Linked DNA regions of Homo sapiens: all the other regions are linked to region 2. Evidence: chromatin loops called from intact Hi-C (ENCODE). Cell type or tissue: B cell. All regions are shown on one strand.

Evidence for each region. A loop is a pair of places that touch in the nucleus more often than their neighbours do. Peaks named below come from ENCODE experiments on the same cell type or tissue, not always from the same donor. Only the 100,000 strongest peaks of a DNase experiment are listed, where the experiment ranks them.
Region 1: a loop joins it to region 2, with 5 times the contacts of the local background. A loop is called at or near these places in 24 of 110 quality-filtered maps.
Region 3: a loop joins it to region 2, with 4 times the contacts of the local background. A loop is called at or near these places in 2 of 110 quality-filtered maps.
Region 4: it touches region 2 in a loop (7-fold over the local background); 7 of 110 quality-filtered maps call a loop at or near these places.

Annotation. Positions count from the first base shown.
Region 1 is chr16:11,090,833-11,098,832 of GRCh38, reverse strand. The region is part of intron 19 of CLEC16A (C-type lectin domain containing 16A); the gene reads right to left. Among named protein-coding and RNA genes, the nearest start is that of CLEC16A, 150 kb to the right of the region's middle. RefSeq lists enhancers at 3,911-3,960, 7,332-7,421. In B cell, no CTCF peak of the experiment used is centred here; DNase peaks (open chromatin) are centred at 3,853, 4,412 and 5,171; H3K27ac peaks cover 1,312 bases.
Region 2 is chr16:10,960,724-10,968,723 of GRCh38, reverse strand. CLEC16A (C-type lectin domain containing 16A) reads right to left here. Exons shown (of 24, transcript NM_015226.3): 3 at 6,136-6,269. Among named protein-coding and RNA genes, the nearest start is that of CLEC16A, 20 kb to the right of the region's middle. RefSeq lists an enhancer at 3,128-3,207. In B cell, CTCF peaks have their summits at 4,295 and 4,500 (motif pointing left); DNase peaks (open chromatin) are centred at 1,973, 3,043, 3,673, 4,513 and 1 weaker place; H3K27ac peaks cover 909 bases.
Region 3 is chr16:11,685,684-11,693,683 of GRCh38, reverse strand. It overlaps TXNDC11 (thioredoxin domain containing 11), which reads left to right. Exons shown (of 12, transcript NM_015914.7): 8 at 1,602-2,394; 9 at 5,239-5,381; 10 at 5,718-5,827. Among named protein-coding and RNA genes, the nearest start is that of SNN, 21 kb to the right of the region's middle. In B cell, no CTCF peak of the experiment used is centred here; DNase peaks (open chromatin) are centred at 3,463 and 4,373; H3K4me3 peaks cover 1,466 bases; H3K27ac peaks cover 4,530 bases.
Region 4 is chr16:11,809,354-11,817,353 of GRCh38, reverse strand. No RefSeq gene overlaps it. Among named protein-coding and RNA genes, the nearest start is that of BCAR4, 15 kb to the left of the region's middle. In B cell, a CTCF peak has its summit at 3,438; DNase peaks (open chromatin) are centred at 3,473 and 7,173; H3K4me3 peaks cover 1,112 bases; H3K27ac peaks cover 1,269 bases.

The DNA.
Region 1 (8,000 bases), 130 kb before region 2:
CCCAGTGGAGGGGTGGGAAAGGCTCTTGAACGAAGGAGTTGAAAAGTTACTCCCACACACAGCACTTGGGCGAGAATGTGCAGGCAACTGGAAAGGCTGAAGCTCACACACAGCGTCTTGGGAGAGATCCAGGGTTCCTCGAAGGGAGGCCCATTGGCAGCCTGGGGCACCCGGTACTGGGACAAAGTGCAGATTTTAGGACTCCAGCCCCACCAGGCTGGTTCTCAGGGTGCAGGGCCCTGGAGGGTCTATGGACAAGTGGTTTGGAGACTTGTCAGATCCCAAATACCATTATGGATGGCCACACTAACGCCCTCACGCTCAGCTCTTAGGAAGCCACAGCTGGGACCCCACGTCTCCTTACTGAAGAGGCTGACAGTTCTTGAAGGTGGAGGGGACTCAGCAGCAACACTAAACAGGCTGGGATGCAAATACCTGGTAGCAGTTTAGAAGAAAAGGCTACCTGCCACTTGGTCCCCTGTCCCTTTCTGCATCCTCGGCGTGCACAGGCACGCATTCTCAGTACACAGGCTCACATGGCCGTTCCTTGGAGATGGGGCTGAGCAGGATCTGACTTCTGTGTCTCCATCTTCTGGCTTTTCTGTTGAGGGGTGGGCACTGAGAACTCATTGTTTGCCACCATGCTAGTGCGTGCTGCAGAGGCCTCGGTTAATCCCTAGAGCGGTGGCTCCCAAACTCTACTGCATGTAGGATCACCTGGGATCACTGAAAACAGATGCTGGCTCCTGCCCCCAGACAGTCTGATTTAATTGGTGTGGGGTGTGACCTGGGCACCGGGCGCCTTAAAGCTCTCCAAGTGATTCTACCACACAGCCAAGTCTACATACCACTTGGCCTTGTGGCATCACTTGTGGGAGGCAGACCTCCCTACACCTGTCGCCCGTGGGCCAGCTGAGGAGACAAACCTGCCCAAGGTCATACCCTGAGCCAACACTGAAGTTGGTGGAGTCTGATCATAGGTTTGTGCTCCTGCTATTATAATGCAAGGAACTCACAGCCCATGGATAATTGAAAAACAAAGCAAAGCACAAAATCCTTTTCCTCATCACACTCTCAGACACTGGGGCAAGACGTTTCAGGCCATTCATAAAACAGACGTAAACCAATGGGGCCAAAAAGCTGCTGGATTTTTCACACACAGGGAAAGCTCACTGAAAAAACACCAGTAAATACGGAGGCTGTAATGCAACCCCAGGACTGATGGATTGCTCATAACATCCCCGGGAGTTAATTAGAACAGCCCTGAACTCAGTTCTGTGTCGGTGCTCCTTGCCATTAATGATTCAGGTAAAGAAGGAAGTAAAATAATAGGGCAGGGAAGGAAATTAATTGAACTAAGCTTTTTAAAAATATTTCTGATGCATCAAATTCTAATGAAAGATTAACACACACAATGGAAATATTAAAAGGCACTTACAGAGGCCCCCAAAACACAGAGAAAGAAACCTGTCAAGGGCGAGGGAGCTGATTAAATCTTTCAGATAAGAAAATTGGTAAGGGATGTGAGGCATTTACTCACAGTTGTGAATTTTCATCAGGAAAACAGCCCCTGGTTACTCACCCAGCTGCTCACACTGGGACAGCCTTCCTGGAGGGCAACTTGGCAATTGGCAAAGAAGTCTTTCAGCTGGGCATGTCCTTTAACCTGTTCTAGAATTTTAGGTTACCGCCGTTCTCATGGTTGGGTGTAGAGATTCAGCTACAGGGAAGTTCAAACTTGGGGTGGGGAGGACTTAAAAAGGGAAAAATTCACAGATACTGGGAAACTAAATCTTGGCAGGCCCTCATGGTGGCATGTTATACAGTCAGTTTTTTAAAAATGCTGTTAAAATGGTGGTTCCTAAACTTTAGTCATTTCCTGACCATCCTAAGGATTTTTTCCTAGTTGTACCACCTGTACCGTTTATGTGATGTTTTCTTTAGATTATGTCCCTCCCTTTGTATTGAAATTTATAAGGAAAATTTCATTTACATCAACGCAAAATCAGCATCATCTTTCATAGAAGACATGATTACGTACATGGACAAAATATTCCTACATTTGCCAACCAAGAATTGCCTCAGGCACCACCTCTGGAAAAGTCTTGATGAGACACACAGCTTGGTGATGCAGGGACAAGGCACCCCCATAAGGCCTGGAGTGAAAAATTAAGGTTATCGAACAGCGTGCACAGGGTGACCTCATTTTTGTAAAATGAACTCATGTGGTTATCTTTGGGGTATGGTATGGTTACAAGTGTTTTTTAAATGCTTGTTTCTCTTAATTTTCTACAGTGAATAGATAATACTTTTATAATCAGGAAATAAATTTAGAAAACTTTCAATGGTCTGTATTCCTCCCGTGGGTCTCTGTGTGCTTCTTGGGACACAGGTCTGGAAGAAAACATACCCACTGTGACTGTGGTTATCCAGGGAAGTGGGATGAGGAGGGTGGACATTACTTAGTTTTTATTTTATTTTACTTTTTGAGACAGGGTCTCACTCTGTCACCCAGGATGGAGTGCGGTGATGCCATCACAGCTCACTATAGGCTTGACTTCCCGGACTCAAATGATCCTCCCACCTCAGCCTCCTGAGCAGCTGGGACTATAGATGAATACCACAACACCCAGCTACATAAAATTTTTTTTTTTTAGAGATGGGGTCTTGCTATGTTGCCCAGTCTGGTCTCCAACTCCTGGGCTCAAGTGATCCCCCACAACCCTCGCCTCAGCCTCCCAAAGTAACTGGGATTACATGCGTGAGCCATGGTATCTGGCCTTAGTTTTGTTTTCTTACAAAGACAAGGTATTTGCACAGTATTTGTGTAATTAAAAGGTAATGGCTGGGTGTGATGGTGTGCACCTGCAGTCCTAGCTACTTGGGAGGCTGAAGTGGGAAGACTGCTTGAACCCAGGAGTTTGAGTCCATTAACTTCCAAAGTGAAGGTCTCCTTTGGTGCCAATCTTACGCTACAGCTACGCTTCTAGCTCCCTTTTTTTTTTTTTTTTTTTTCTTTTTGAGACAGAGTTTTGCTATGTCACCCAGGGTGGAGTGCAGCGGTACGATCTCGGCTCATAGCAACCTCTGCCTCCTGGGTTCAAGTGATTCTCTTGCCTCAGGCTCCCAGGTAGCTGGGATTACAGGAGCCTGCCACCACGCCCAGCTAATTTTTGTATTTTTAGTAGAGATGGGGTTTTACCATGTTGGCCAGGCTGGTTTCGAACTCCTGATCTCAGGTGATCTGCCTGCCTCGGCCTCCCAAAGTGTTGGGATTACAGGCGTGAGCCATCGTGCCCGGCTGTAGCTCCTGTCTTACTCAACTGTCCAGAGCACTGTGGCAAACCCTCAGCTATGCTGACTGCCTGGACTCTGTTCCTGGAGTGGTCATTCCCAACACACAGACCAGAGCTGGCCCGTGGAGAGAATGTCAGGACTGATCAAGGTGAAAATGGGGAGGTGGGGGGAGCCCTGCACCCAGAGTCAGAACATGATGTGCCAGGCTGCTATGAGGGCCTTTCCAGCCGTGACCCCTGCACAGCCTTTTTTCTTTTTCATCTTCTCTTTCCTTTCTTTCTTCTCTCTGGTTCTTGCTCTAAAAGCACGACCTAGAAAAGGCAGGCTTTCCACGTTCCATAACATTACCGCCCACTTTTTCCTGCTATTTACATCAAAGATCCCAAGCTCACACATTTGAAACAGAATGTCATTTAAAAGACTACCCACTTAAAAAAAAAAAGAAAAAAAAAGATTAGCAACTGTTCAAATAAGAAACAAGTCATGGAAAATGTGACTTTCATTCTAGTTCTGCTTGATCACACCTGCTAAGAAGAAAGTAGAAACTTCAAACGCATCACAGGTACTGAGGGAGCCCAGAGCTGCAAAAGGTTAAGTGCTTTATCGGGGATCATCCAGTAGTAGGAAACTTTTTCCATTATGTGCTTAAAGGCCCACAGCCCCTTTAAATAGCCCCCTGCTACCTCATAATAACGATAACTTGATTCATTCTACAGGCTTTATTGATTTAAATGTGATTCACGTAAAATTCATGGCAACCATGCAAACCTAATTTTTCACATTTGAGCTACATTAGAAACTACACGGCAGAGGCAGGAGGGAAATGAGAGAAGGCATATTCGGGCAGTGGGGCCAAGGCAGGCATGCAGGGCCCCACAGGAAAAAAGGGAGAGATTTTTCTAAAGAACTCAGATGCAAAAAGAGACACACAAGGTCAGTTCTTAAGAAAGGAGCTTGCCTGATGTGGCCTGGAAAAAGTTGTAGGGGGGGAGGTGGTGCCTGTAAATGCTTCAAACTTCAGAGGCAAGGCCTTGTGTGGCTCTCAGCTGCCCCTCCTCTGAGCAGCTGGAGCCAAGAGGGCCCGTTAAGCCACAAGAGCACTTCTGCCTCCTCCCACAAACCTCACATCTGTAGATGAAGCCGGCTCTGGCTTCCAGAAGGTTTACTGCAATCACACCTTAGGGCTGGAAACTTATCAGGCTCGGCCTGCCCAGGACAGGCGCAGAGCTTCTGAGTCAAGCCTCTGGAACCCCTGACTCATGTTACCCTTCAGTTTCCCCTTTGAGCCCCTGGAGCCTTCATCTTTGGTCACCTGAAGGTGACACAGCAAGGTGGTTCATTAGGACAGCCACAGGCTGGGAAGGGGCCCTGTACAAAAGAGGAAGTACTCTGGAGGAAAGGTTGAGACCAGGGCATGATTTAGAGGAATGGGGTCAGTCCTGCTTCCTAATGCCACAGTTACAAAAGAAGGCAGAAATTAACCACCATGGCTTCTACAAGCACATGATAGGACCTGCCTGTCGTCCAAAGACCCTCGTCACCCCTCCACCCCAACAGGCTAGGAAGCCTGTGGGTCCTCCCTTCTAACCAAGCCTGCCCCATCCCTGAACGCACCGTGGCTTGGGTCACTGTCCTCTCACCTGGGGTGAATGAGAGAGGCATGTTTCACCAGCTGCCGCCTCCATTCTTGCTACCTCATCCCTGCTAACTGTGCCATGGAAGTGGGCTTCCTGGAGCTGCTCCCAGCCCACTTTCCTGTCCTTCAGCAGGGCCCCTTCTCTGCACTGCCACACCCTCATATCCTGGCTCGCCTTCTACCTCCTCTTGCTCAGTCTTGTACACGCCCTGCCCTCTTCCACCTGTGCTGTGCCCAGGGTGCATCTGCCCACCCTCGGCGCCTGGCTGATATTTACTTCTTCAAAAATACGCCCACTTTGCTTTAAGACAGATTCATTTGGTGACTCCTCAGTGCCAGGCGGTATAGATATGAAGAGAAAGGTGACCAGTCACTGCCCACCTTCCAACCCTTGAGTCCGGGCAGAATCACTGAAGTGTCCAGCAGGGCATGCTCCCGGCCTGTACACTGGAAGCCTGTTTGTTCCTTTGCCTGAGTGCCACAGGAAGTGTCAGCTAGGGTTTAGGAGGCCTTGAAGCACTTTTTGAGTCCTAGACTCATACTCACTGGGACGAGTATGGCCACGGTAACCGCACTGGCTGAGGAAAAGTGGCTTTGTTCTCCAAATGTCCCAACTCCAGGGCCCAGGCTCACTGTGAGGGATGGCAGGGAAGGGCCACTCCAGTGAAGCCTACTGCCCTTCTCTCTCTCACTCTGCTGTGCTGAGCAGGTCTAGCTGAATTCATAAGAGATGAGGGTGCACACCATGTGATGCCCCAAAAGCACCATGAGAAGGGGGTGCAAAGGCTGTAGGAGCCAGCAGGGAAGTGGAGGTGGTGGGGGGTACAGGAGGAGGAGATCCCTGAGATGGGTCTGGACAGATTGCCCAGGTAAGGATGCTCCTCATCCCAGCTCCTCCCTGCTCCATGGGGGCCTCGACACTGGGGTAGGGGGAGCTTCCTGCCTCCTGGCCTGTCTCCCACTAGACTGGGGACAGTCATGATGATGAGGATAACGACAGTCACCATGCATTGGGGATTCTATTATGGATCAAACGCTTGTTAGTATATTTAATTGTCACGACCACCGTGTTTTATAGAAGAGGAAACCGAGGCCCACAGAGTTTCAGAAGCTCGGCCGAAGTCATACAGCTCATAGACGACAGACCCAGTCCTCAAACCCTGATAGATTCTGACTCCAGAGCACCTACTCTCACCATTGTGCCACGAACAAAAGGAAGGAAGGAACCAAAAGTTTTGGGGACAGGAACTGAAATCAGTTATGTTCAAATCTGTATTTGCAAAAACGTTCAAGGAAATGCTGGAAATGCCTGCAAGCCAGGGATTGGTTTAAGCATGGGCTTTTTTGTGTTTGTGTGTGTTTTTGTTTTTGAGACAGAGCCAGGCTGGAGTGCAGTGGTATGATCTTGGCTCACGGGAACCTCCCGGGAGGCTGTGATCCTCCCGCCTCAGCCTCCCAAGTAGCTGGGACTACAGGCTCCCACCACCACACCTGGCATGTGTGTGTGTGTGTGTGTGTGTGTGTGTGTGTGTGTGTGTTTGTTTTTGTTTGTTTTTTGAGACAGGTCTTACTCTATCGCCCAGACTGGAGTGCAGTGGTGTGATCTTGGCTCACTTCAGTCTTGACCTGCTGGGCTCAAGCGATCCTCCCACCTCAGCTTCCCAAGCAGCTTGGACTACAGGTGCATACCACCACACGTGGCTAGTTTTTCGTTTTTGTAGAGATGGAGTTTTGCCATGTTGCCCAGGCTGGTCTCGAACTCCTGACCTCAAGTGATCTGTCCACCTGCCTCCCAAAGTGCTGGATAAATTACAGGCGTGAGCCACTGTGCTTGGCCTAAGTGTGTTTTTAAGGAGCTTGTTTTCTGTCGATAATGGAGGGCTTCTGCACACTGAGTCCAAGCAGACCCTACAGTGAGAGAGGGCAGCCGACGGGGAAGCCTTCTGAGGAAGCAAACCCATGGCAGTCCCAGGGTGTCAGAACACCCCTGCTGAGTACCTGTTACTTAAGCACACCTTTCCTGCAAAGAAAAGTGGGGTAACTTACGAGGGGGAGCTCAGGCATCAAGTTCAGCTACCCGTGGGTTACCAGAAAGCCTAGCAGATCATCTGCAGCCTGAGTCATGGAACTTGAGCTTACACCTATCAGAGGCCTGCTGTGTTTCAGGCATCGTGCTCAAAGCTTTCCTGACAATTTTCCTCATTTTTCAGATGAAGGAAACCTGAGGCTCAGGTTAAGCCATGTGCTGAGGTCACCTGGTTGGCAAGCAGCAGAGGTAGCTTGAATGCTGGCGGTCAGACTCTGCGGAGTACCCATTTACCCACTAACTCTACCCATCTCCGAGCCAGCGCCCTTCCCTGTGCAGTGCCAGCCCCTCAGGACAGCCCTGCAGAGGTGGGGGAGGCCTGAGACTCAGTAGGTGCAGAAGGCTGCCAGGGCACACAGCCCCACCCGCCCTACGAGGTGAATCACAGCCTTCAGAGCATGCTCTTGCCTCTACCTGCTGCCTCTCAGGCGCCACTGGGGCCAGACCCGGGGGCATCCACCACAAAGTAAGGCTTCTTCATCAAGTGGCCGATACTGAATAGGCCTGTGAGCTTTTACTGAAAGCCACACACAACTTCCCTTTTACCCTTTGAAATAAGTGATATCATTTTCAACACCAGTTATCCATCTCCTGTGTCTTTTAATAGAAGCAGCTCATGGTGTGAGTTGGGGGAGATATAAACACAGGAGGGAAAACTGCTTACCTCACGTCTTTATGGAGAAAGGAGATTAGGCGCTTTAAAGGCAAAATCCTGGCTAGGCTTGGTGGCTCACGCCTGTAATCCCAACACCTTGGGAGGCCAAGGTGGGCGGGGTGCTTGAGCCCAGAAGTTTAAGACTAGCCTGGGCAACGTAGTGAGACCTCATCTCAAAAAATTAAAATAGGCTGGGCACCGTGGCTCATGCCTGTAATCCCAGCACTTTGGGAGGCTGAGGTGGGTGGATTACTTGAGGTCAGGAGTTCAAGACGAGCCTGGCCAACAAGGCAAGAAACCCTCTCTCTACTAAAAATACCAAAAAA
Region 2 (8,000 bases):
TAGCAACATGATTGCATAAAGGTCCCTTCCTGCTGAATCCCTACTACATGCCGGCCACTAGGCTGAGTGCTTTACATGACCATTAACCATCACATGATCCTGCTCATTCTTCCCATTTTGCAGATGAGCAAAAACATCTCGGAGATGTTAACTTACCCGTGCACAGAGACAGTCACAGAGAAGGGATTCAAACTTAGGTCTGATGTCAGAGTTTGTCATGCATTATGGGGGCCCAACAATGAAAACTGGGTGATGAGGGCCCAAGGGCACTGGGGTCAACTGAAGAGCAACCCCATTCCCCAGCTCCCAGCGCCTGGCCCTGCAGAAATGCAGGCCAGTATGGTGAGGGCTTTCAACAGTGAAGAGAGGCAAAACCAGATTCCAACACTGCATCTCCTGATCCTGACATGTTTGCCACTGAAATCAACTAGCTTTTAAAGCTGTGCTGGCCGGCAAAAACATGTCTACTAGCCAGCTGCAGCCTATGGCCTGCAGTTTGATATCTCAGTGTTGGGCCCTTGCCAGGCATATTTCCCTCTGTGTTCTTACCAGCCACCCTGCAAGGCAGGCACTGCTGTCCCATCGCCTGTCCTTTGGAATGTTGTGTGAGTGCTGCACCAGCTCACCTGCCCGGCCCCCAGGACAGCTAAAGGCAGAACACGATTCACACCTGCTGGGGGCATGGTTTGGAGCCTCGCTACTCAGAGTCTTGTCCTCAGATGGGGAGCACAGCAACCCCGGAGCTTGTCAGACCTGTAGGATCTTGGGCCCCGGCCCTGCGCCACGGAGTCAGAATCTCCAGGGGTGGGCCCAGCACTCTGCATGTGAGAAGTGTGCAGGGCTCCCCATGCGTGCTAGTGTTTGGGAAGCTCTGGGTTTAATCGTGGACTTGGACTGGCCTGCTTGTGTCCACATCTCGCCCCTGCCACTTCCTAGCTGTGCTGTGACCTTGGGCAAACTGCTGACCCTCCCCACGCCCCAGTTTCATGAAGCCAAAACTTCCTCATGAAGTAGTGGTAAGAGTTAATGGAGAAAATGCACAGAAAGCACTCAGGACAGTAGTAGTAGTCACTGATTCACTGGCTGTGTGAATGGACAGCATGGGCCGCAATGCAAGCACTCGATAATGTTAACTGCCATTCTTCTTATTATTATTACTATTATTCGGAGATTCAAAATCTCAGCTTTAGCCAGGTGTGATGGTGTGCACCTGTGGTCCCAGCTTGAGGCCAGGAGTTCAAGGCTGCAGTGAGCCATGATCGTATCACTGGAGACTAGCCTAGGCGACAGGGTGAGACCTGTCTCTAAAAACAAAACAAACAAAGAAAATCTCTACCATATTCCAGGACTGAAAACAGTTGCTCTTGGGTGAAGAGGAAATAAACCATTAAGTTATTTGGAGCCGTCGAGGTACCTAACTGAGGTCGATCAAAGTCAAACTCAACAGTCTGTTGGGAATCATCAAAAACACCACAAAGAGGAATCTGGGAGCCCGGGATCGTGATGGAAGCCACAGTGTGGGCCTGTGGCGTGGTCCTCCTTGGAAGTCAGTTCTCCGGGAAAGCCACTGCATTCAGAAAAGCCACTGTGCACTCTGAGCAGGCATGGCAGACAGGCTGTGCGGTTTGTAGTCTTAGAAGAGCAGTTTTCAAAATCGCCTGCTCATAACACTACTGAGGCAGTGCTTGGGGATCCCTCCAAGCAAGGAGTCAATGGGTCTAAGGCAGAATCTTAGGAATCTTAATGTTTTTAAAGATGGGGTTATGTATATCACAAATCCTAAGTGGACAGCTTGACATATGTGGAAATATACACACACATATATGTATGATATGGTTTGGCTATGTCCCCAACTAAGTCTCATCTTGAATTGTAGTTCCCATAATCCCCACGTGTTGTGGGAGGGATCAGGTGGAGATAATTGAATCATGGGGGTGGTTTCCCCCATCCTGTTCTCGTGATAGTGAGTTCTCACGAGATGTGATGGTTTTGTAAGGGGCTTCCCCCTTTGCTGAGCACTCATTCTTCTCCTTGCTGTTGCCATGTGAAGAAGGATGTGTTTGCTTCACCTTCTGCCATGATTGTAAGTTTCCTGAGGCCTCCCCAGCAGTGCTGAGCTGTAAGTCAATGAAACCTCTTTCCCTTATAAAGTACCCAGCCTCGGGTATATCTACGTATAAAACACATAGATACATAACCCTAAGTGCCCAGCATGATGAATTTTTACATATACACACGGTGTAAGCACCATCCAGATCCCAAATCTGACATTCCCAGCTCTCCAGAAGACTTCCTCATGCCCCTGCCCAGTCAGTACCCGCTACCCCAATGCAACCCTTATTCTGCTTCTAGCACATCAGACTCGTTTTGCCTGTCCATGAACCTTATCTAATGGAAGCAGACAGTACGCACACTTCCTATGTCTGGCCTCTTTCGCTTATTACCACATCTGAGGGCTTTCCAGGTTGCTGTGTATGCAATGGTAGTAGTTCATTCCTTCTTTCCTTTTCCTTTTTCTTTTCTTTTTTGCTATATAGTAGTACATTCTCTGAATAGTCCACAGTTTATTTATCCACCTGGAGTCTAACATGGGTATCGTGTCACCCAGGTGATTCTGATACCCAGAGCACTTCTTTTTCTTTCTGTGTCATTCTGGCTCTTGCTGGGGGAGAAGTAGGGAGGGGTAATGGGCTGGCAGGATAAGGAGCTGTTGGGGTGTCTTACTGAGCCCTGCTGTGACTGGCTAGTGGCTTCCAGACCACCAGCAGCACAGACACCATACTGGGAGCTTCAGATGTGCAACTGTGAGTCTCTCAGCTGTACCCTGGAGCTGGAACAGCGACAGGCTCCCTCCACTCCCCAGCAGGGACTTTTCCAGGGCCTCCAAGAGATGACTCTGTGGGTGGTGGGGGGCCACCATAGGACAGTTGGAGGTGCCTCTATTATCAGGCTGGGATTTTTCTACTACCCCCTCACTGTGTGGCTGACTTTCTGTGGTATCCTTTTCTAATAAACCCGGGAGCCTGTACGTAATCTCAGTCTCTCGGGACTCTGTCACTTAGGTCACTAACCCCAACAGGCAACAGGTGCATTTGTGAAATGGTAGCTTGTAATAGTGAAAAGCTGGAAACCACCTAAATGCCCGTGGTCAGGTTAAATAGATTATAGCACAACAAGCTGCCACTCCTAAACCAAACCAGGCAGGGTTACAGAACGGGACAATGAGATCTAGGATACACTGGGAAGGTGGGAAAAAGAAAAGCAAACAGCAGAATGGCTGGTGCACAATGGATCGTTAGGGTTGAATTCTGCAGAAACTTGACTTTACATTTTTCTAACATTTGGCTTTTCGTTATTTAACAATGAGGACATTTTTTCTTCTGTGATTAGAAAACAAAAATAAAAGCAAAGGTCTTCTATCCTCCTCACCCCTTACAAATCCAAGTTCTGTAAACGTGCAATGATTTCTACCCTTTTTGCAGGGCTTATAAAAGCACTGTGGTGAAGGGGCTATAAAGCCAGGGGCATCTGCCTGGGTTTCCCACAGCAGGGCACCCTTTTCGGTGCCAGGACAAGAAAAGCCACGCATACTGCATGATCTCAATTACAGGGAGAATCTAAGACAGTCAAATTCATAGAAGCAGAGAGTCAAAGGGTGGTTACCAGGGACTGGGGAGGAGGGAAATGGGGAGACGCTGATCAAAGGGTACGACGCACGATGAGTAAGTTCCGGAGCTCTCATGTACAGCACAGTGACTACAGGTCATCCTACTGTGTTACAGACTTGAAATCTGCTAACAGATCTACTGCATATTTTCATCACCCAAGGTGCACACACAACCCCCACCCACACACACGCACAAAAGTGAGGTGATGGATATGTTAATTCACTTGATTGCCGTGATTATTTCACAATGTACACATTTTTTTGTGTATATGTATATATTAAATCAAGTTGTACACATTAAATATATACAATTTTTAAAAGCCACATAATTCAGAGAAACACTCTAAAAGCCGTAAGTTTTGATCGCCCCACCCCCATCTCAATCCAGTCACCCCGTGCCTAGCTGGACTTTGAGAGGCTTCCCAGGGCAGGGACACTGAGGGTGATGTTGCCTTAAAGGATAAAACCGACACCATGGCCATGTCCTATCTGCCAGACCCTGTGCCTCGCTCTGAACACCTGCTCTCACGCTCACGCCCAGCCACTCTATGCTGCAGCCACTGTGCTCTCCTCTTGACAGATGCACAAACAGCAGCTCGGAGCCTTCACTGTCCAGGCACGTGCAGGGAGCCAGTGTGGGGCAGAACTGGGCCTGGGACCTGGTTCAGTCTGAGTCAAGGGCCTGTGCCACTGAGCTGGATCTTCCCCTCAGAGCTTTTAGAAACCGCAGTCATTTCACATCCAGTGAAACAGGCGCTGGTAACAAGGGAAACCATTTAGGGAGACAGGAGTCGGCCCACATTTGTCAACTTGCGGTCACCGGGAAGCATAAGGCGTCTCTGAGGCAGCAGCACCACCTAGCGGCGGCTGCGAGAGCCATCACTCAGCAGCCCTTTCACCTCTCCCTCTTGGCCAGAGGAATGCCACCATCTCTACCTCTTTCTGCCCACTGCAGACTTTTTTCAGACCTGTCCTGGGGACTTAGAGCCTGCCTCTGATATAGACATTTGGCCACTTGTCCCCCACTTCTGGCGGGCAGGGCCCGGGCTTGGTGAAGTCACCTTGGAATAACAAAGCTAGCAGTCTAGCGTGGAGGATTAGGAACCAAACCAGGGTTTCTCAGCCTCGGCACTGGGGACAATTTGGGCTGGGTAATTCCCTGTTGTGGGGGGCCTGTCCTTAGCAGCACCCCTACCCTCTACCCACTAGATGTCAGCAGCACCCCCAAGAATGTTTTTAGATGATGCCAAATGTCCCCTCACTGAAGACCACTGAGCTAATCGCCTGGGATGAAACCCCTTCTCTATTCTGGCTTTGCTAGAGCTGGCGCCTGGGTGTTAAAATGAAAGCACTGATGGCACCTGCCTCTCAGGGGTGGTTATTACGGATGACGAAACTGAGGCTTAGTGAGGGCAGGTAAGAAGTTCGGAGTCACACACTCACTAGCTGGGTGGAGGGACTGAAGCAGGAGGGTTGGTACCAATGCACACACCCTTGCCTGCCCTCTGGCAGAGATCTTCCTTGTCTTACTTCTTCCAGTGCTTATTCCATTGGCTGATGATTCAGCGACCCCAACTCTTTAATAGCAAGTCATAAAGAAGAACTGCAAACACCCCCAGCATCATCAGCAGAGGGGAACCCTCTGATAGTACCCACCACACAGAAACAAACACAGGCTTAGGGACTGAACTATGTCTCCCTCAGGTTCCTACATTGAAGCTCTAACCCCCATTGTGGCTGTATTTGAAGACAGGGCCTTTGGCGAGGTAATTAAGGTTAATGAGGTCATAAGGGTGGGGGTTCTCATCCAATAGGACTGGCGTCCCCATAGAAGGAGGAAGAGACACCAGCTAGCACTCTCTCAATTTCTCTCCACTCACACACAGATGAAAGGCCATGCACAGCAAGAGGGTGGCCGTCTGCAAGCCAGGAAGAGAGCCCTCACTAGAAACCAACCCTGCTGGCAACTTGATCTTGAACTTTTTTTTTTGTTGTTGTTGGAGACAAGGTCTTGCTCTGTCACCCAGGCTGGAGTGCAGTGGCACAATCACGGCTCACTGCAACCTCGACTTCCTTGACAAACAATCTTCCTGCCTCAGCCTCCTGAGTAGCTGGGACTACATGTGCACACCACCACACCCAGCTAATTTTTGTGGTTTTTTGTAGAGACGGGGTTTCACCTTGTTGTCCAGGCTGTTCTCAAACTCCTGAGCTCAAGTGATCTGCCCACCTTGGCCTCCTAAGTGCTGGGGTTACAGGGATGAGATACCATGCCTGGCCAATCTTGGACTTCAATGCTCCAGAACAGTGAGAAAACAAATCTCTATTGTTTAACCCACTCAGTCTATGGTATTTTGTTAGGATAGCCTGAGCCGACGAATAGTAAGCGCAGACACAGAAAACCACGCCCAACTTCACCCTGCTACATGCACAGCAGCACAGAGGCAAATACCAAGGAATGTCCTTACAAAGTGAGGTCTCGTGACTGATGTTCTCAAAGAGGATGTTCAAGGTCTGCAGCAGCTGAACGCACACGTAACGGCCCGACTTTTGCCGCAAGATGTTCAAGAAGAAAACAAACATATTCTTCTCCAGGAAGAAGCTGGGGAGAGAATGGAAAAGCATCAGTGGCTTGCTTCCACATGTGGAAACAGAAATTATTATCTGGTTTCATTCACAACACAAGTATTAGATTCACCCCTCTCCCCCAAGGTATCTGCACAGGTCATGCCACCCATTGTCACCCGCCACAACTGGAATTCCCAGCAAAGGAATAAGATATAATTATGAGTATTAAATGAGTTTTAGATCTGGGCACAGTGGCTCATGCCTGCAATCCCAGTACTTTGGGAGGCTGAGGCAGGATGATCGCTTGAGGCCAGTTCAAGACCCAGCCTGGGCAAAATAACAAGACCCCTACCTCTACAGAGAAGAAAAAAAAAATTAGGCGGTGGTGCATGCCTGAAGTGCCAGCTACTCAGGAGGCTAAGGTGGGAGGACCGCTTGAGCCCAGGAGTTCAAGGCTGCAGTGAGATATGATCAGGCCACTGCACTCCAGCCTGGGTGACAGAGCCAAAAAAAAAAAAAAGAAAAAAAAGAAAAAAAAGTTCCCAAAAAGCTTTAGCCCTACGGTTTTCTTCCCCTTAACTGCCAGTTTAATCATGAGAAAAGTGAGACAAACCCATTTTGGGGGACATTCCACAGAAGACCTGGCCAGCATTTCTCAAAACTTTCAGGGTCGTAAAAACAACAGAAGACTAAAAAAGAGTCACGGAACAGAGGAGGCTGGGGAGATATGACAACCAAATGTACTGTGGCTCCCAAATTGTCAAGTTCTAGGGGAAAATAACTAGAAAGAAATACACAGGTACTGATGTGGTGGAGAAACCCTACTAACCCATCCCCAGGTCTGTTTCTGCCTTTCTCCTTGTGGATAGGATACTTGTCTGTACACAGCCTAGCGGCACTGGCTTCTGGGGGTACACGTTGGCTCTTTCAGTCTTGAAAAGGAAACAGACCATCCAGTGCCTTTCTCTAAAGGAAGAGAATGACGTTTCTAGTTATGTGTTCTCTGTACTCAAGCTAACACCAGATAATCTTGCATCTGGGACACTTGGAAGAAATGAGGTGTGCCTGCGGGCTGACTCAGTTGTGGGTGCCTCTCTGTCCTCGTCTGGCATCTCCACAGTGGTGAGGTCATGGGCCTGGAACTTACTCAGTGCTGCCTGATTCTGTCTGAATCCATGAACGGATAAATGAAAAAATTTAAATGGCCTAAAAAAGACCCTTACAATCTTCTCCAACTCGGAGGCCCATCTGCCTGTAAATGCCATTCATGTTGACCTCCAGAGTATTTCTGTCATTTGGCCTATTTTTGTCTACCTTCAGTTCAAGCTGCATAAATCAGTGACTCCTAAGGGCCACCAGCAAACTCACTGCCGCACTGTGACCAACTTGGGAACTTGTTAAAATGCCTGTACCTAGATCTTGCCCCGGGGATTGACAGGGTAGGTCTAGCATAAAATCCATGAACCTAGATTTTTTAAAACTCCATAGGGGAGTGGGCAATTCATTGGGAAAAAAGGGTGATTGTAGGACTGGAGCATTTTACAGTACCAGGAAGTAAGAAGTGCTCAAAAAACAAAAGGAAGAGAGCATATCGAGGGGATACAAGAACCAGCCTGAAAGAGCTCCTAATAGCCAAGGCTGAAACAACTTGAGCAATAAAATAACAACATACTGAATTATAGCCCAAAGTATAAATAAATATCCACGAGTCCATATTAATATAAGCAAATGACTGCATAAATGAGAGAGAAGAGATGAATCTTCC
Region 3 (8,000 bases), 720 kb before region 2:
TTGACCCAGTAGTTTTCTGGTGGGTTATAAAGTGACTTTTTTTATGCCGAGAACTATTGAAACAATTTATTTTTGTGTACAAATATGTATGTTTTGAATTAACTATAAATATTACGTTATAAAACTTTTTTATTTTTATTTTTATAAAACTTGTGTTTTTAAATTGGAAATTACACTCATTGAATTGTTTTACACATGCAGACACACAGACACACACACACACACAGCGAAACAAAATCCTGAGTGACAGCACCCTGTAACTAACTGTGGTGAGATTTGATTCAAGTTGACAGACTCTTCTGTTTTAGAGAGTAAATGCCTTTGGATTATAACTTACATGTCTTTCTCAGGAAACCAGAATGGGAGGTGGGTAACGAAATATTCTTTTTGGAAATGGAAGAATCTTAGAATAAAATATAAATTCAAATTGCCAATACTGGCTTGACGGTAAAGTGGCAAATCTCACCAAGACAGAGGATTGTGTGCATTACCCTGAGCTGCCACTCATTCATCAGGGGTTTACTGAGCATTTGTTATGTGCCTGGCCCTGTGCTAGGCCCCGGGGATGGCAGGATAAATCCAATGTGGCTTCTGCCTGTGAGGTTCTGTAAGTTTGTGGGGAAGAGGGATGTCTCAGCAGAAGCTTGTGAGACTGTAGAAGGGGTCTCAGGGACACTGGAGGTGCAAAAACTAGCTCTTCCTGGAGTGGGAGTAGGACTAGCTTCCCTGAAGCAGCTGCCCTGGTGCTGGGCCTTGGGAACAGATGGAGGAGCCGGTGTCCCCAGCCAGGACTCCGTAAAGGTGTGGCATTGCAGGAGGGCCTGGTCTGTTCTGAAGAGGGTAGGGTGAGACTGGAAAGCCAAACGGGCCAGATTGTGTGGAGGTTTTATCTCATGGGCAGCGTACCATTTGGCCCAGGAGTGCCATGCCTGGGGTTGTATTTTTAAAAATATAGTAACCATCTCCCCCTGCACTCTCATCTACCCTGCTGCGTATTCTTGGTGATACGTTCCAAGACCCCCAATGAATGCCTGAAACCACAGATGGTACTGAACCCTGTATATACTACACACGAATTTCACTTTTCTTCACAATTTCATGGGTAGAAGATTCGTTCTTACCGAAGATCTTAACATCCTTACCTCTTTTTTTTTCCTTATTGAGACTTTTGCCGTTTCACTTAAAGGAAGCATTTTTGGCTTCTCTTTGGCATATCTGAATTGCCAGCATCACTATCCTTACACTTTGGGGGCCCTTCTAATAAATAAAGGGTTACTTGAAGACAAGCACTGTGATACTGAGACAGTTGATCTGATAACTGCGTTGGCTACTAAGTAACAGGCTGGCAGCATCCACAGCATGGACACGCTGGACAAAGGGATGGCTCGCAGTTTTTGTAATGGCAAAAATTTCATCACACTACTCAGAGCGACATGTAGTTTAAAACTTACGACTTGTTTATTTCTGGAATTTTCCATTTAGTATTTTTGAACCGGAGTTGACCATGGATAACTGAAATTACAGAAAGTGAAACGTGGCTAACGGGGTGCTAGTCCCTCAGTCATCCCCAAGCCCTTCACCAACTCTGCCCTGTATTTCAGATCACCGAAGTGGCCTTGGAGTACAACAACTGTCATGGGGACCAGGTGGTGGAGCGTCTCCTTCAGCACCTGCGGCGGGTGGATGCTCCAGTGCTGGAGTCCCTGGCCCTGGAAGTGCCGGCACAGCTGCCAGACCCGCCAACGATCACAGCGTCCCCCTGCTGCAACACTGTGGTGCTGCCCCAGTGGCACTCCTTCTCCAGGACCCACAACGTCTGTGAACTCTGTGTCAACCAGACCTCCGGGGGCATGAAGCCGAGCTCGGTCAGCGTGCCACAGTGCAGCTTTTTTGAAATGGCAGCAGCTCTGGATTCTTTCTACCTCAAGGAGCAGACCTTTTATCATGTGGCATCAGACAGCATAGAATGCAGCAATTTTTTAACTTCCTATAGCCCCTTCAGCTACTACACTGCATGTTGCAGGACCATAAGCAGGGGTGTGTCAGGCTTCATCGACTCTGAACAAGGTGTCTTTGAAGCCCCTACTGTTGCATTTTCTTCCCTTGAGAAGAAATGTGAGGTTGATGCCCCAAGCTCCGTTCCTCACATTGAGGAGAACAGGTATCTCTTTCCAGAAGTGGACATGACTAGCACAAACTTCACAGGCCTGAGCTGCAGAACCAACAAGACTCTCAACATCTACCTTTTGGATTCAAATTTGTTTTGGTTATATGCAGAGAGACTGGGTGCTCCGAGCTCCACTCAGGTGAAAGAATTTGCGGCAATTGTTGACGTGAAAGAAGAATCTCATTACATCTTGGATCCAAAGCAAGCACTGATGAAGCTCACCCTAGGTACTGCAGGCAGTTTATTTCCCCAAGCATTGTACATTTTGCTTGACTTCATATGGGTAAATTTTATTGATGGCTCTCATTACATTTAGTTGTGGGGTGATGTCACCTTCGTAGCTCATTTTAAGTCTTTAGACCACCATCAGTCATAATTTTCAAAGAAGCTAATTTTGTCTATTAAATGGAACAGAAACTTCCTCACTCTGAATTTTGGATAAGTTTGTCATTTAGCCCATGGTGGGGGTAAGAGTCCCACTTTCTAAATTGGCGATTTCTGTCACATGTCTAAGGTAGAACCAGCTGCAGGCAGTGGGGACTTGGGGACTAGAACAGGCAGGGAGGTGGAGAGCTATTCTGGTGGGATGTCCTAGGGGCTGATGAAAGTGAGCCTTGACAGCAGCTTTGTTCTAAAGGAGCTTAAAGAGAAAGCAGTGGCCGGGCGCAGTGGCTCACGCCTGTAATCCCAGCACTTTGGGAGGCCGAGGCGGGTGGATCACGAGGTCAGGAGATCGAGACTATCCTGGCTAATGTGGTGAAACCCCGTCTCTACTAAAAATACAAAAAAAAAAAAAATTAGCCGGGCGCGTTGGCGGGCGCCTGTAGTCCCAGCTACTCGGGAGGCTGAGGCAGGAGAATGTCGTGAACCTGGGAGGCAGAGCTTGCAGTGAGCAGAGATCGCGCCCCTGCACTCCAGCCTGGGCGACAGAGCAAGACTCCGTCTCCAAAAAAAGAGAGCAGTGAAGAAGGAAGTAGAGCCGCCTTGCCTCCCTTTTTGTCTCATAGGCTTAAATGTCTAAGGATCAAGGCCACCAGACCTAATTTGTTCTGCTGCTGTTTCATAATGTACTGAGTAATATTGCTGGGACCTGGGGTACCTACACTGTAACAAGTGTAAAGTGCAAATAAATAAGTGTCAGTCGCAAACCAGCAAAACCCACTTTTTGAGGAGTAAGGCTCCATGATGAGAAAGCACCCAGAGCTTGCCCCTGGGACTTGGCAGCAACATTGGGCTGACCCACCCTGGCCTGTTCCCAGGAATTTGCTGATGCCCTTGACTACACACAATGAAGTGAGAATTCAAAAGCCACGTTAGTTCAGCCTCATTGGAAACGGGAGGGAGGGTCAGTGTATGCCGAATGGAGAAAGGAGGAATTTGGTAGGGAAGGAAACCTTTCATTTCAAGTTTTAAAGTATGAACTCAACAGTAGACTCAGAGCTTCTACATATGAGTCTTTTTAGCCATCCTCTTTCAAATCTAGGTGAAGCTTGTTTCTTACATTAGACACATTTGTGAAAAGGCTTTATGTAAATATTGATTTTTCTATATCAAGTTACATATTATAAATCCAAGAGTTCCTCACTGTGTAAAAGAACCCTGTGACCAGTCACTTTTTGAAGGGCATAAATCTGTCGATATTATAGATTACTCCCAATTCATGTTATCTAAAGTCATTTTGATGTGTTGAGCTTTCTTAAAATGAAACAAGCATTTTTTTTTTAAATGGGAAAGAGACTCCAGAGAAATGGGGTCAGTGTTCCTACAAGCATGTATTTTTGAGGTAGTCTGTATTAGATTTTCCTGAATTCCATTCAGTAATGCTCAAGTGTTTAATGACCTCATAATGTGTTCACTTTGAATTTAAGGGTAATTGAAAGAAGCCTTCTTTAGATTTCTTTCCATCTTCTGTATCTTCTCTGAAATGTTTAGCCTAGCTGTTCTTTGTCCTGCAGTTAGTGACAGAATTCTTAGGGAGCTTGTAAAAAACACCTACTGTGTGTCATTGTTGGTTTAGAGACTTAACTCATAAATCAGCTGTCTCTAGGCTAGTTTCAGAATTTAGGCTTTATTCAGATTAGGAAATAATTCTTGGTTTCATGTTTCAAAAACATAGCCAACTAAGTGTTTCTCAGATGCTGATCATGAATTCTCTTTAGTATTCACATGACATTCTTCACTTCCTCTTCCATTCTGCACGCTGCATTGCCCATTGCACCTCAAAATGGAGGGAGTTAGAAGAAAGAAAAAGAACTGAAACTTTAGCTGAGTGCAATGGTGGACGCCTGTAGTCCCAGCTACTCTGGAGGCTGAGGTAGGAGGATCGCTTGAGCCCAGGAGTTTAAGGCTACAGTGAGCTATGATTGCAGCACTGTACTCCAGCCTGGGCAACAGAGTGAGACCCTGTCTCTTTAAAAAAAAAAAAAAAAGTGAAATTCAAATTAGTATTGTTTCAGATGAAGCAAAGGACTCTGAAGATGGCAGAATTTGTGGTAAAACTGTTGGTTCAAATCAGGTTTTTGATTATTATGGGTTTTATGTATTTTTCCACTACATATAATTTTTTCTTAACCTTTAAAAAAAGAAACTTAAAGAACCTTAATAAAGGAAACAAAAAACTGTAGCTCCTTGTCCTCAAATTAATGAGCATTTAAACACATTCCACACTACTGTAGCTTGTGCAGTTGTCACATTTGTGGTTAAGCTTAAAGGTCTTAGTATTATAGGGTGAAATTTCTTGAAAAGATGGTGGCTTGTTGATGATTTATACAGTCTCACTTGGTGTCTATTTGTGGACCAGTCCTTTTAAAAAAAGAATAGTCTATGAATATTAGAGCATCTAACATTGCATAGTGTTTTGTTATCCACATTACTGTCTGCTGAGTTAATACTACCAGAGCTAAACCTGATGCCACCCGGGCAGCTTTGTTTGGGGTTTTGCTGATAGGTGAAATGTTAAAAATGTGAGCCTATGAAGTCATTTGAGTTTTTAAAATGTGGAGTTTAAAAGTAGGCCAGCTATTCTCTTTGTATCTAGAGGAGAGTTGATCTCATTTTCTCTTTATTTTTAGAGTCTTTTATTCAAAACTTCAGCGTTCTCTATAGTCCCTTGAAAAGGCATCTCATTGGAAGTGGCTCTGCCCAGTTCCCGTCTCAGCATTTAATCACTGAAGTGACAACTGATACCTTTTGGGAAGTAGTCCTTCAAAAACAGGTATGGAGTCATGAGAGGCAAAAGTTAAGCCATCTGTCCCTCTTAAAATAATTTCCAAACTACAGTTGTTGGGGTGAGCAGCTGTTTTTGATGTATAGAAGAGTAACCACGTGATGGCCCAATTATGGACCGTGAATGAATTACATGTGGTTTTTAAATTTCAGAAAAGTGCTCCAGAAAGCACAGTATTGGAAAGACCTAAAGATGAAAATTTTCACTGTAATATTTGCATAGGTAGCATTTTTCGGGTGCTTGCTGGATTCTAAGCAATGAGGAAAGAAATGAAGAAGAGCCCATTTCCCGGTGCAAGTAACATCTGTCTTCCCTTTCCCACAGGACGTTCTCCTGCTCTATTACGCTCCGTGGTGCGGCTTCTGTCCATCCCTCAATCACATCTTCATCCAGCTAGCTCGGAACCTGCCCATGGACACATTCACTGTGGCAAGGTAAGCAGGCCTCTTCTGCAGCGCTTTGGGCTGTATGCCCATTTTCACTCTTATTTGCAGCTTAGCCATATGGTGTGTGAGGGTCTGCCCATTTTCCATTAACCTTTGGTAGGACTTGGCTGAATTTAATTGTCAGGTTGAAGCCATGAGCAAAGCCTCTTTGAAACTGAACTTTTCCTCATGAATTCTGAGTGTTCCTTCCATGATGTTGATGTTTAGCCCTGACTAGATTCGTAGGTGGCTGAGTGCAGTTCTGTGGGGAGAGCACTGACCTGGTTGCCAGGATGGCCCCGTGGAATACCATGGGACAGTTGCCCCAGGCAATGCCAGTGGGTCCTGGGATCCCAAGCAGATCTCTCCACCAGCCCTGGTTTATCTCATTTGTGAAATTAAAAGGAAAGACCAATAGATATCCACATTCTGGTATTGTGATTCCATGGGTACTGTATGTGCGCTTTTGAGTAAACAAAATTTTTAAAAATATTTTTTGGGAAAAGAAGGCTCAAATACAGAGTCTTTAGATGGGGTAGTAAGCAGTTTTGGGTGAGGAAAACTGTTCACATTTAACCCCCCACCTCCCCCAAAACCCTACAGATAGATAAGAGTTAAATATAAAAAAATCAAAACAAAAAATAGGATTTGCTGATTCCTCTGGGAGATGGAAACTTTCCAAAGTGGAAGCAGTTGGAAAAATAAAGAGAGAAAAATGGACAGATTCCACTAGAAATACGTGCAGTGAAAACAGGGAAAGCAGACAAAAAGGGGGACCATTAATATATTTTCCAGTGTCTCTGTGTCACCTGTTATATGCACTGTAAGTAATAATTAGAATCAAATCTGAGGAGTTACTATGTTGGGAGAGTTTTTGATATACATATTACCTGACTGAGTCCTTGCGACGCTTAGTGAAGGCACTCTAGTTAAAAAAAGAAAGTGCTATTTGTGTTGAGGAGGAAACTGAGACATAGAAAGATTCGACAAGTTGCCCAGAGTTTCAAGCTGCAAATGAGGGGCCAGGATTAAATCAGGCATTCATACTCCAGCCTCCCCGGAAATTAAAATGGTTTAGAAGATGGCTGAGACCGATTCCATTCTGAACAAAGGATGTGAGCAGGTTTTTCTTTTAAGAGGAGAGAGTAAATAAACAAGTGGGGAAATTATAACCTAATAAATGTAAATTAAAACAGTAACAAAGTATCATTTAACATATTAAAGTAATCAGTGGTTTTAAGTGACAGAATCTTGTGTTGATAAAATAAAATGGAAACTGCAGTCAGATGTATCTAATGGAATGAGTACATTGCCATAACTCTTTTGGAAAGCATTTTGGCAACATTTACAAGAAATCAACAAAAACAGTTAACACATTTTTGACCCAGTTAATTTTACTTTGGAGAAGTAATGGAATAGGAATTCCGAAGAAGCATGAGCTCATCATTATAGCATTGTTTACATCCACCAGGAGATGAATGTTTAAGTAAATTATGGCTGGGCATTTAATGGAATTTTTATCCTTCAACAGTGCTTTTCATACAGTTAATGGAAAAGAACAGAGTATGAAATATATGACAACTCTTCTTAAAAATATGTAAGGATATAGGCGAGGTGCAGTGGCTCATGCCTGTAATCCCAGCATGTTGGGAGGCCGAGGTGGGCGGATCACCTGAGGCCAGGAGTTCGAGACCAGCCTGGCCAACATAGTGAAAACCTGTCTCTACTAAAAATAAAAAATTAGCCAAGTGTGGCGGCACGTGCCTGTAGTCCCAACTACTCAGGAGGCTGAGGCAGGAGAATCACTTGAATCCAGCAGCCGGAGGTTACAGGGAGCTGAGATTGCACCACTGCATTCCAGCCTGGGCGACAGAGCAAGACTGTGTCTCAGAAAAAAAAAAGTAAGCATATAGACCAAGCCTGCAGCCTGCATAAGAAAGGGGGGCCTTATTTAGCCCAATGGAATTCTGAGTGGATTTTTACAATGTTTTAATTTTATAGTTTGCTTTCTTTGAAGTAAGAATCAAGTGAGAAAAAGCATTTAATTATGGAATATAGTGTTCACTCCCACTTGTTTAGAAAGGAACACTAATGTTTTAGGTAGGCTGGCACAGGTGAGGCAGGAGTGCTGTTTTGTTAGTAAACTTTTGGTAAATGGTTTTCATTTGGTTATGCCTTTTGT
Region 4 (8,000 bases), 850 kb before region 2:
GCCGATGCCATCCTTGTGTGTGTGTGTGTGTGTGTGTGTGTGTGTCGTTTTTTTGTTTTGTTTTGTTTTGTTTTTTGAGACAGAGTCTCACTCTGTAGCCCAGGCTGGAGTGCAGTGGTGCAATCTCAGCTTACTTCAGGCTCTGCCTCTTGGGTTCAAGGGATTCTCTTGCCTCAGCCTCCTGAGTAGCTGGGATTACAGGTGTGAGCCCCCACACCAGGCTAATGTTTGGATTTGTAGTAGAGACAAGGTTTTGCCTTGTTGTCCAGGCTGGTCTCAAACTCCTGACCTCAGGTAATCTGCCTGCCTTTGCCTCCCAAAGTGCTGGGATTACAGGCGTGAGCCGTCATCTCTTGCCCGGTAACATCCTTTATAATAAACCAGTAAATGTGTTTCCCTGGGTTCTCTAAGCTGCATTAGCAATTAAATGAACCCAAAGAGAGGGTTGTGGGAACACCAAGTTGAAACAAGTCAGAAGTTCTGGAGGCTCAGATTTGTGACTGGTGGGAAGGGAGAGGGCTGCTTGGTGGGAGTGAGCCCTCAGTTGTGGGGCCTGATGCTGTATCAGTGAGGTAGATACTGTCAGAATTGAGGCTGGGCGTGGTGCCTCATGCCTGTAATCCCAGCACTTTGGGAGGCCAAGGCAGGTAGATTGCTTGAGTTCAGGAGTTCGAGACTAGCCTGGTTAACATGGCAAAAGCCTGTCTCTATAAAAAATACAAAAACAGGCCAGGTGCTGTGGCTCACGCCTGTAATCCAGCACTTTGGGAGGCCGAGGCGGGCAGATCACTTGCGCTCAGGAGTTTCAGACCAGCCTGGCCAACATGGTGAAACCCTGTCTCTACTAAAAATACAAAAATTATCAAAGCATGGCGGTGTGTCCCTGTAGTCCCAGCTACTCAGAAGGCAGAGGCAAGAAAATAGCTTGAACCTGGGATGTGGAGGCTGCAGTGAACCTAGACCGCGCCATTGCACTCCAGCCTGGGTGACAGAACAAGACTCCGTCTCAAAAAAAGAAAAACAAAACAAAACAAACAAAAACAGCCAGGCATGATAGCACTTGCCTGTGGTCCAGCTACTTGGAAAGCTGAGGTGGGTGGATCACTTTGAGTCTGAGAGGTTGAGATTGAGCCACTGCACTCCAGCCTGTGCAACAGAGCTAGACCTTGTTTAAAAGGAAAAAAAAAAATGCCGGGTGCAGTGGCTCATGCCTGTAATCCCAGAACTTTGGGAGGCCAAGGAGGGTGGATCACGTGAGGTCAGAAGTTCAAGACCAGCCTGGACAACATGGTGAAACCCTGTCTCTACTAAAAATACAACAATTACCCGGGCATGGTAGCAGGCACCTGTAATCCCAGCTATTCAGGAGGCTGAGGCAGGAGAATCACTTCAACCCGGGAGGCGGATGTTGCAGTGAGCCGAGATCACACCATGGCACTCCAGCCTGGGCTACAGAGACTCTGTGTCCCCCCAACCAAAAAAAAAAAAAAAAGTCGGAGGACACCCAGCAGATGTCTGATGTAGAATTGATTGGTTGCTTGGTGTGTGGGGAGAAATCCCTACACATTTGGTTACAGAAGTCTTCTGTGTCATTGTTGTCGTGGTGTTTTTCCCTTCAGTGACCACGCTGTCCAAAGTGATCTACAGATTCATTTCAATCCCTATCAAAATACCAATGACATTTTCAGAGATAGAAAAAAAAATCCTAAAATTCATGTGGAACCAAAGTGAGCCCAAATATCCAAAGTAATCCTGAGCAAAAGAAGAAAGCTAGGCCGGGCACGGTGGCTCACGCCTGTAATCCCAACACTTTGGGAGGCTGAGGCGAGTGGATCGCCTGAGGTCAGGGCTTTGAGACCAGTCTGGCCAACATGACGAAACCCCGTCTCTACTAAAAATACTAAAATTAGCTGGGCGTGGTGGCAGGAGCCTGTAATCCCAGCTATTCGGGAGGCTGAGGCAGGAGAATCACTTGAACCTGGGAGGCAGAGGTTGCAATGAGCCAAGGTCGCACCATTGCACTCCAGCCTGGATGACAAGAACGAGACTTCGTCTCAAAAAAAAAAAAAAAGAAGAAAATGGCTGGATGCAGCGGCTCATGCCTGTAATCCCAGCACTCTGGAGGGCCGAAGCAGATGGATCACCTGAGGTCAGTAGTTCAAGACCAGCCTGACCAACATTGAGAAACCCCATTTCTACTAAAAATACAAAATTAGCTGGGCGTGGCAGCACATGCCTGTAATCCCAGCTACTTGGGAGACTGAGGCAGGAGAATTGCTTGAATCTGGAAGGCGGAAGTTGTGGTGAGCCGAGATTGCACCATTGCACTCCACCCTGAGCAACAAGAGTGAAACTCTCTCTCTCTCACACACACACACACAGACACACACACACACACACACAAAGCTAGAGGCCTCATGTGGTCACTCACACCAGTAATCCCAGCATTTTGGGAGTCCATGGTGGCTAGATCACTTGAGGTCAGGAGTTCGAGACCTGCCTGGCAAAACCTCATCTCTACAAAAAAAAGTACAAGAAATCAGTTGGGGGCTGGGTGTGGTGGCTCACGCTTGTAATCCCAGCACTTTAGGAGGCCAAGGCCGGTGGATCTCCTGAAGTCAGGGGTTTGAGACCAGCCTGGCCAACATGACAAAACCCTGTCTCTACTAAAAATACAAAAAAAAAATTAGCCAGGTGTGGCATGTCTGTAGTCCCAGATACTCAGGAGGCTGAAGCAGGAGAACTGCTTGAACCTGGGAGGCAGAGATTGCAGCGAGCCGTGATCACGCCACTGCACTCCAGACTCCAGCCTGGGTGACAGAGTGAGACGCTGTCTCAAAAAAAAAAAAAAAATTGGGTGTTGCGTTGTGTCCCTGTAGTTCCATCCACCCAGGAGGCTGAGGTGGGAGGATCATTCGAGCTGTGAGCTGGGAGGTCGAGGCTGCAGTGAGTCATGATGGCACCACTCTAGCCTGGGCAACAAGATTTGTTTCAACAAAACTGTAAGTTGTAGAATGCTGAGATTCATTTTGCTTTATTACAAAACTAAGAATTTCTAGTTGGTTGTTGAATTTAATATTATTTAACCACCAAAGAAAGAGATTCTTGTTGGCCTGATACATCTTCCTTGATATGTCAAAGTGTTTTTGTCACAAAGGAGAGCAGGTATAACTGTGAAAACTGCATTACATCTATAGACTGTACCAATGTCACTTTCTTGGTTTTGATATTTAATACGTTAACATTGGGGGAGGCTGAGAGAAGGGTCCGTGGAACTTCCCTATACATTTCTTGGGACCCTCTGATGAATCTATAATCATCTCAAAATGAAAAGTTAAACACATTTTAGTTTCACAAAACTATGTAAATGAAACAGAATACCCAATGTTGATTTTTGTAATTGTGTTACATTTGAAAGGGAACGCAAAATGTGATTGTAATGATAAGAACTAGCCACAAGTTGTCACTAGTGGTCTATCATAGCCCTCTGAAACTCACAACACCCACCCCCCCGCCACGCCCCCCGCCACCCTCAAAACGAGAATTGTTTTGATGAAGAAAGGACGTGACTTTTTTTTTTTTTTTTTTTTTTTTTTTGAGACAGAGTCTCACTCTGTTGCCCAGGCTGGAGTGCAGTGCCACGATCTCGGCTCACTGCAACCTCTGTCTCCCAGGTTCAAGTGATCCTCCAGCCTCAGCCCCCGAGTAGCTGGATTACTGGTACATGCCACAACGCCCGACTGATTTTTTTATTTTCAGTAGAGATGGGATTTCGCCATGTTGGCCAGGCTGGTCTCAAACTCCTGACCTCAGGTGATCCACCCATCTCGGCCTCCCAAAGTGCTGGGATTACAGGCATGAGGCACCACGCCTGGCTGGATGTGGCTATTTTTAAACTGCCATATTTAACCATTGCTGTTTTTCTGTTTGGAAGCACTGTAAAATCCCAATATCGTATTCTTTTTTTTTTTTTTTTGAGATGGAGTCTTGCTCTGTCACCGAGGCTGGAGTGCAGTGGCGCGATGCAACCTCTGCCACCCAGGTTCAAGTGATTCTCCTGCCTCAGCCTCCCGAGTAGCTGGGATTACAGGTGCCTGCCACTACACCCGGCTAATTTTTGTAGTTTTAGTAGGGACGGAGTTTCACCATGTTGGTCAGGCTGGTCTTGAACTCCTGTCCTCAAGCAATCTACCTGCCTCGGCCTCCTAAAGTGCTGAGATTACAAGCATTAGTCACCGCGCCCTGTTTATCTTATTCTTTTATAGGTGAAAATACAGAAACCATAAGAAAGGGAATAGGGTTTTTTTGTTGTCGTTTTTGAGACAAGAGTCTCCCTCTATCGCCCAGGCTGCGGTGCAGTGGCGCGATCTCGGCTCACTGCAAGCTCCGCCTCCCGGGTACACGCCATTCTCCTGCCTCAGCCTCCCGAGTAGCTGGGACTACAGGTGCTCACCACCACGCCCAGCTGATTTTTTTGTATTTTTTTTAATAGAGGCGGGGTTTCACCGTGTTAGCCAGGATGGTCTCAATCTCCTGACCTCGTGATCCACCAGTCTCAGCCTCCCAAACTGCTGGGATTACAGGTGTGAGCCACTGCACCTGGCCGCAGGAATAGGGTTTAAAGGTGGCAAATTAGACATTCTCTAGAGGAACGTCACTTCTCAAAGTGTGGCTCCTGGAGCAGCAGCACTGGCAGGGCCTAACAATTTGTAAGAAGTGCAAAACCTCAGGCCTCACCCTAAACCTACCAAATTAGATTCTTCTTCTTTTATATTTTTGAGGTGGAGTCGCACTCTGTTACCCAGGCCAGAGTGCAGTGCGGTGATTTTGGCTCAATGCAACCTCTGCCTCCTAGGTTCAAGTGATTCTCCTGCCTCAGCCTCCCAAGTAGCTGGGATTACAGGTGTGGGCCACCACGCCCGGCTAACTTCTGTATTTTTAGTAGATACGGGGTTTTATCATGATGGCCAGGCTGGTCTCGAACTCCTGACCTCAGGTGATCCACCTGCCTTGGCGTAATCCCAGTGCAGGGATTACAGGTGTGAGCCACCATGACCAGCCAGATTCTTCACCTTTTTGGTGTGTGTGTGTATGTGTGTGTGTGAGATGGTGTCTTGCTCTTGTCGCCCAGGCTGGAGCACAATGGCACAATCTCGGCTCACTACAACCTCTGCCTCCCAGGTTCAAGCACTTCTCCTGCCTCAGCCTCCCAAGTAGCTGGGATTACAGGCGCCAGCCACCACGCCCGGCTGATTTTTATATTTTTAGTAGAGATGGGGTTTCACCATGTTGGCCAGGCTGGTCTCGAACTCCTGACGTCAGGTGATCTGTCTGCCTCGGCCTCCCAAAGTACTGGGATTACAGGCATGAGCCACTGCACCCAGCCCTGAATTTGATTCTTCTTCTTTTTTTTTTTTTGAGACGGAGTCTCACTCTGTTGCCCAGGCTGGAGTGCAGTGACGTGATCTCCGCTCACTGCAAACTCCGCCTCCCGGGTTCACGCTGTTCTCCTGCCTCAGCCTCCCGACTAGCTGGGACAACAGGCACCCACCACCACACCCGGCTAATTTTTTGTATTTTTTAGTAGAGATGGGGTTTCACCCTGTTAGCTAGGATGGTCTTGATCTCCTGACCTCGTGATCCACCCGCCTTGGCCTCCCAAAGTGCTGGGATTACAGGAGTGAGCCACTGCGCCTGGCCACCACATGGACATCTTTGAGGATCATCTTTCAATACCCCTTAGTCTCTGTGTTGTAGAACAGCAGCTATCAAGGAGCATTGTTCTTTTTTTTTTTTTTTTTTTTTTTTTTTTTTGATCCAGAGTCTGGCTGTGTTGCCCAGGCTGGAGTGCAGTGGCCAATCTCAGCTCACTGCAACCTCTGCCTCCTGGGTTCAAGTGATTCTCCTCCCTCAGCCTCCCGTGTAGCTGAGGTTACAGGTGCATGCCACTACACCTGGGTAATTTTTGTATTTTTGGTAGAGATGGGGTTACACCGTGTTGGCCAGGTTGGTCTCGAACTCCTGGCCTCAAGTGATCTGCCCACCCTGGCCTCCCAAAGTGCTGGGATTACAGGTGTGAGCCACCGTGCCTGGCCTTAACATAACTGTTTACAACAAAACTGTATAACCTGCCCGTCCTGCCTGGATGATTGATTCAGGATGCTTATGTTGATGCAGGAGAATGGGGTCTGGAGGCAGGGAACCTAAAAACTTCCTAGAACTAGGCCGAGTGCAGTGGCTCACACCTGTAATCCCAGCACGTTGGGATGCCGGGGCCGGTGGATCACCTGAGATCAGGAGTTCGAGGCCACCCTGGCCAACATGGTGAAATTCTATCTCTATTAAAAATAGAAAAATTAGCTTGGTGTGGTGGTGAGCACCTGTAATCCCAGCTACTTGGGAGGCTGAGGCAGGAAAATCGCTTGAACCTGGGAGGCAGAGGTTGCAGTGAGCCAAGATCCTACCACTGCACTACAGCCTGGGCAACAAAGTGAGACTCTGTTTTAATAAATAAACAAACAAACATACATACTTCCTAGAACTCAATAAAAGGGAAAAACCCCAATTAACTGTCTTTTTTTTTTTCTAGATGGAGTTCAGTGGCCTGATCTTGGCTCACTGCAACTTCCGCCTCCCGGGTTCAAGCAATTCTCCTGCCTCAGCCTCCCAAGTAGCTGGGATTACAGGCACCCCCCACCATGCTAGGCTAATTTTTGTATTTTTAGTAGAGACGGAGTTTCACTATGTTGGCCAAAGGTCCGCCCACCTCCGCCTCCGAAAGTGTTTGGATTACAGGCATGAGCCCTCCCCGCTCTCCCACCTCCAGGCCAAAACCCCAACTTTCTATGCCCAACTAAATAACTTTGTAACTTCACTTCAGCTATGGCAGGAAACATCCTCTTCATTTCCATGGGGTGTATGCCAAGTAAATAACTTTGTAACTTCACTTACCCTCTTCATTTACATAGGGCATACCAATGGGAAACCTCTGAAGGGTATTTAAACCCCAGAAAATTCTGTAACCAGCATTGTTGAGTCACTTCCTCTAACCTGCTCCCTACTCTGTGGAGTGTACTTTCGTTTCAATAAATCTGTGCTTTTCTTTCATTGCTTTGTGCGTTTCGTCCAATTCTTTTTTCAAAACGTCAAGAACCTGGACACCCTCCACCCGTAACAGTGTGACACAGTTCTGGCCAGAGTCAGGTCCAGGTTTTACGGAAGTATTTGTAAGAGCAAGGCTTTGTGGGAGTTGCTGAGAAAAGACCACCTAAGCCTGGAACTGCTGGCAGTTACGTTGCCGCAAGGGGTGAGTCTGCCTGAGAATGGAAAGCAGAACTGACAGAAGGAGAGAGAGTGCCTGAGTTTCTGATGATACTGACACGAACCTTACCTGGACAATTAAGTTCTATGAGCTCATAAATTTCCTTTCTTCCCCTTAGCCTTGTTTAATTAGGGTTCACTACTTAACAGTCTCTTACAACTAAAAAATTCTTTTTTTTTTTTTTTTTCAGATGGAGTCTCGCTCTGTTGCCCAGGCTGGAGTACAGTGGTACAATCTCAGCTCACCGCCAACCTCTGCTTTCCGGGTTCCACTGATTCTCCTACCTCAGCCTCCCTGGTAGCTGGGATTACAGGCGCCCACCACCAAGCCTGGCTAATTTTTTGTATTTTTAGTAGAGACAGTGTTTCACCATGTCAGCTAGGCTGGTCTTGAACTCCTGACCTCAGATGATCCACCTGCCTTGGCCTCCCAAAGTGCTGGGATTACAGGCGTGAGCCACCGCACCCAGCCAAAAAATTCTTGACATATGCACTCATAACACCTTGAAAGAAAATACCAGTGAAGTGCTTGAAAGGGAACTGGTCCCCAAAGGGTATTTGAATCACTAAGACTTGGGCAAGATTTGACTGCTTAGATTTGATATATGATATTCTAGTTCTAGGCCCGGGCGCAGTGGCTCACGCCTGTAATCCCAGCACTTTGGGAGGCCGAGACAGGC